2 separate regions of the Mus musculus genome follow, and region 1 is linked to region 2. Evidence: chromatin loops called from intact Hi-C (ENCODE). Cell type or tissue: left cerebral cortex. All regions are shown on one strand. Region 1 overlaps Gabrg3 (gamma-aminobutyric acid (GABA) A receptor, subunit gamma 3). Region 2 holds the start of Gabrg3 (gamma-aminobutyric acid (GABA) A receptor, subunit gamma 3).

The links. Peaks named below come from ENCODE experiments on the same cell type or tissue, not always from the same donor. Only the 100,000 strongest peaks of a DNase experiment are listed, where the experiment ranks them.
Region 1: it touches region 2 in a loop (12-fold over the local background); 19 of 42 quality-filtered maps call a loop at or near these places.

Annotation. Positions count from the first base shown.
Region 1 is chr7:56,945,632-56,948,131 of GRCm38, reverse strand. The region is part of intron 5 of Gabrg3 (gamma-aminobutyric acid (GABA) A receptor, subunit gamma 3); the gene reads left to right. Among named protein-coding and RNA genes, the nearest start is that of Gm39017, 360 kb to the left of the region's middle. In left cerebral cortex, a CTCF peak has its summit at 1,561 (motif pointing left); a DNase peak (open chromatin) is centred at 1,532.
Region 2 is chr7:57,386,280-57,388,779 of GRCm38, reverse strand. It overlaps Gabrg3 (gamma-aminobutyric acid (GABA) A receptor, subunit gamma 3), which reads left to right and starts at 1,565. Exons shown (of 10, transcript NM_008074.3): 1 at 1,565-2,059. The coding sequence starts at 2,007. Gm9962 (predicted gene 9962) reads right to left here and starts at 1,508. Exons shown (of 3, transcript NR_033504.1): 1 at 1,386-1,508. In left cerebral cortex, CTCF peaks have their summits at 1,319 (motif pointing right) and 2,111; DNase peaks (open chromatin) are centred at 225, 728, 1,448 and 2,070; H3K4me3 peaks cover 1,701 bases; H3K27ac peaks cover 1,548 bases.

The DNA.
Region 1 (2,500 bases), 440 kb after region 2:
ACTGTGGGCAATCAAGAACAATTACAGTAGCCTGTGTTGTTTTGGTTGTGTCTAGGCTCCCCAAAGTAAATAACTTATAGAGAGATATCCCATGTCTGGAACTGAGATTTTCATTTATTAACCCGTGTCTTCTGGGAGAGCATTGTCCAGCTTTGGACACCTGTTCAAACTCTCTAAAGTATATCTTCTCCTCTCTTCACCTTCTCGGTCCCTATGCCCACTTAACCCTTTAACCCAGAGTATGTATCCCCTCTTCCATCATATTATCTGTGTTCTACTACCCCTATAAAACGTATTAATTAATGGGGAAAATTAATTGGTACATTTCATGAAAATAAGGAGTCATTGCCATCTTAAGTCATTGTTTTAAAGCACTTCCTTGTGCTTAACAAGTGTAACAGGAAAATATACCCTGAAGAATAAACAAATGAGTATGATATTTGGAGTTAGCTTCAATGTAGTCCAGCTGAGGTGGAAAGCCAGTGAAAGAAGGCTTGTCAGGAGTTATTGCTAAAATGTTCAGAGGGAGTCAGGGAGCTCATTATACCTTTTCCTCTTCCTGACATACAATTGGAGACTCCTATCTTAAAAGATATTTGACAAACAACTTCAGGCAACCCATGCTATTAATCCCAGCATGAAAACCAAAGGAAAAGAATCATGAGTTTGAGGCAAGCTTGAACTATACAGTAATACCCTGTCGTAAACAAACTAACATACCCAAACCTACATCATCCAGAATCTATTACTGATATGAGGGGAGTTTTGTGTGATGAAACAGCAAAGGCTTTTATGTTTGTTTATTACTTTTGATACACAATAATGTAGAAGGGCCTGGTTGTCATATGTCCTGGAAGTCTGTTGATTAGATGTCCCATAAGAGCTTAAGAGCTAGATCTGTGTCAATTGTACAGGTACAACTTCCCTTGGGAGTCTGGTCCAACATAACTATGATGTGTTAAGTGTAGTGGCTATTCCTGGTTGTCAACTTGACTATATTTGGAATGAACTACAATCCAGAATTGGAAGGCTCACCAGTGACCCTTATCTGGAGGCTTGGAGATCCTTATCTGGATCTTGGTTTGGAGATCTTGAGCCATAGTGGCTATGGATTCCAGAAGATTAAATCTCCGAGTTTAAGGAACACACCTTTAATCTGGGCTACACCTTTTCATCTGGGATTAAGGGTCTGGTGGCACACACCTTTAATCTGGGCTACACCTTCTGCTGGAGACAATATAAGGACATTGGAAGAAGGGAGTCTAGCTCTTGCTCCTTCGCCTGCTTGCTGCGTGAGACTGAGTAACTGCTAGATCCTTGAACTTCCATTCACAGCTGCGACTGAACCATTGTTGGGAATTGGGCTGCCGACTGTAAGTCATCAATAAATTCCTTTACTATCTAGAGACTATCCATAAGTTCTGTGACTCTAGAGAACCCTGACTAATACAGTTGAGCTTTATTGCCCAGTGAAGGCCAAGGCAAGAAAGAAATTAGGTTGGACCATTAAAGGAAGACATACTCCTGACAGGAGCTACAGTGACACCTTCTGGTAGCTTATATGTTGTGCATTCTAATAGTGTTTGATTAAAACAATGGACAATAGTATTTCAATCAAATGTGAGCAGAAGTAAGAAGCAAGAAGGCATTGCTGTCATAATATCTGACAAAACAAACTTCAAACTGAAAGCAACCAAAATAGTTAAGGAGAGACACTTCATTCTTCTCAAGGGAACAGTTAGCCAAGAAGATATTACATTCATAAACTCACATGCACCATGCACACAGACACACACCAAACGCTGGTGCACCTAATCTCATAAAAAATAGATTACCAGATTAGAAAACACAAATTGATATCAACCCACTAATTGTAGGTGATTTCAATATTGCACTTTCTTCAATAGACCAGTCATCAAGACAAAAAATAACAGAGAAGAAACATCAGAATCAAATGGCATCATGGATCAAATGGATTTACCAGATATCTACAGAGAATATTCCAAACAAACACATCAAAGAATGCACACTCGACTTGGCAGCACACAGAAGCTTCTCTGAACTAGACCACATCCTGGGACACACAACGAGTCTTTACAAATACTAAAAGATTGAAGTCACTCCCTGTATCCTATCTGACTGCTTGCAATAAAACCTAAAAGTGACAGCAAATTAATCTCGGGTAAGTATACAAATTCATGAAGATTAAACAATTTATTACTGATTGATAAATGGGCCAAAGAAAAAAAGCAGGAAATACATAATGATTTCCTGGAATTAAATAAAAATAAAATAAGACAAAACCTCTGGATACACTGAAAACAGACCTGTGAGGGAAGTCTGTAGCACCGAGTGCCTGCATTAAAAACTATGAATGATCACAAATAAAAGACTTAATGTTGTAACTGAAAACTTTGAGGAAAAAGCCAAATTGAATCCAATTGAGGGAAAGAAATAATAAAAATCAGAGCAGAAATTAAGGCAATAGAAATGAAGAAAA
Region 2 (2,500 bases):
GTAACAGATTTAGCATTCCCAGCGATCCTAGAAACCAGTCCTTGGAGTGAAAATTTGAGTCATGATTGCATTTGTTTAGAGACTCAGGATGCTTGTGCACCATCCTTTGACTAGATTCTGAAGGGTTCCTTTGTATGGTACAGAAATTAGAGATGAAGGAGAGTTTGATAGAAACTTCAAGAAGGAAGGTAGGTGTTGGCTGTTAGGAATCTCCATGGGACATAGGCATTCAGACTTATATAAGTGCAGGTAAAGAGGGGTGATAAAAAAATGTCCTGATTGGGGTGAGCTGGGTGACACAGGAAGAAGGCAGTGGCCTGGGATTAACCAAGATAGCACAATCCTTAGTTAAAAGCAATGCTATTATCAAGAAAAGCCTCCAGCCTCCAGCAGGCTTACGATTCTTAACCTGAGAATCTAGAGACAAGGGAGGGAATTCCCAAGAGCTTCAACCTGCTTCTCTCTGTATTTTATGAAAAAGCTTACTGTCAGTGTTTCTAAAATCCCTTCTCTTGGGGAGATAGGAGCATTGTCAACACCCTCCTCCTGGGCCCTAACAACAAAACAGTGTTCACCCCCACACAGTTTAGCCTGTGGACCTGGAGTTTATTGGCCATACCCTACAGAGGTAAGAGGTTGCTGACAGGATCTTGGGTGCTCACAAAACAACTTCACTTAACATGATTAATGGTCTCTTCATCTCCTTGCTCTAGTTTTTCCAAGCCTATGTGTTCTAGTACCTCCTTCCCCTAGACACAGACTATTGGCAATGGGGGGCAAAATTGCAAAGAAATGACTGGGAGAAGTGTTTAGACATCAGGTGAGGATCCAATGACCTTCCCAACCCCTCCTTCTGTGAAAGAAAGCCAGCAATCCACAGGCCCAAACTTGATGCATTCCTGCAAGCAGGCATAGCTACTTATAATGATGGTGGCAAATTGGCTGCAAGGGAAGTACTTTATAGCATCCAGTATTAACGAAACTGTCGTGTCTATGATTAGTAGTTGAAAATATATTTCTAAGGTTTTTTTTTTTTTAATTATGGAAGTAAAATTCCTATTTGTGTTGAAGTTAATGTTTGCATGCCAAAAGATTAGCTTTCTAAACGATCCTACAAATAAAAACAAGCAATTTCAGTTTGGAACATGAAAATAACGTCAGTCCCATCCAACAGGGTCCTTTGCTTTCTGGCTCCGGTGCCTTCTCTCTGGCCTTAAACATTTCACTTCTACTAATTACTGATAGTGTTTTAGTCTCTCTTTTCTGCGAAAAGGGGACATTGTTGGGACTTCCCCAGCAAGCCACAGTTATGAGCACCAGGGGGAGTTCAGGTAAGCAAGCACCACCCTAGAGAAGATCGCCTTTTGGCAAACCATCTCACTTACTTGCAATGGCGTCCCTAAGAGAAGGCACACGGCACAGGGGACAAGCAGGGTGGGTGCGCTGCAGTAAAACTACCAGTGCCCATGACTCCATCGATGACACGGGCCAGTCCCCAGGCCCCTTCTGCGCCTCCTTGCGGGATCCCCAAGCTCTCCTTCCCACCCACCAGCCCCGCCCCCTTCCCGACCTCCCAACTCCGAGTCCATTCAAACCTCGCTGCCTTCGCCTGGCATTGCCAAGCGTGTTAATTGGGGAAACTCCTCCCCGCCGCGGCCGGCGGGCACCACCGAGGCAACCGCGACCTCCCGCCACGCTTCGGAGCGCAGCTGCCCCAGCGCAGAGCCCCGAGCCGGCCCGGGAGGTGGGGGGCTCGGGCTGCGGGAGGAGGGTGCCCGGCCACCTGCTGCCCCCCCTTCCCCGTGCTGATCGCTCCCGAGAGCGGACGCACCCCAGCTCGTGTGCGCCCCGCAGAGCCGGACCGTCGGGGACGCGGCGCTCGGAGCAGACACCTGTCCCTCCCAGTCCGCAGAACCCTGGGCGCTGCAGCCCGTGGGAGTCTAGTAGGCGCCGGAGCAAGTAGAGACCAAGCCCTGCAGAGGCCTCGGACCCGCTCCCGGAGAGCCATGGCTGCAAAGCTGCTGCTTCTCCTCTGCCTGTTCTCGGGCTTGCATGCTCGGTAAGTGGCTCCCAGGCGTTTCCAAGAGGCCGGCGGGGGCGGAAGGGCGGCGGGGGGCGCCGTCTGCCGGCCGCCAGTCCCAGGTGCGCGCCGTCCACTGGGCTGCAGAAGAGGGAAGGTTCCCGCACCTCACCTCCTCACCTGTAGGTCTCCCCCAGGTCCAGACCTCAGCTCCAAGGCCGCCACAGCCCTCTGCAAGCCGGTTTGTGTGGGGACTGTTTGGGTGATTATAGGATGTGGTGGTTTCAAGGGACTTGGGAAATCAAAATGATGAGGCAGTAGCCTTATCTTTCTCATCAGTTATCCAAGGGCTTTCTGACATGCATTGGTTAACACTCTATATGTTCCAGCACTGAAAAGAAACCTCCGGACCCAGGAATTCTGTTTTCTCAACCACCCTATATAGATTACAGAAGAGGTAATTTGCAGGAGGAAAGTGGA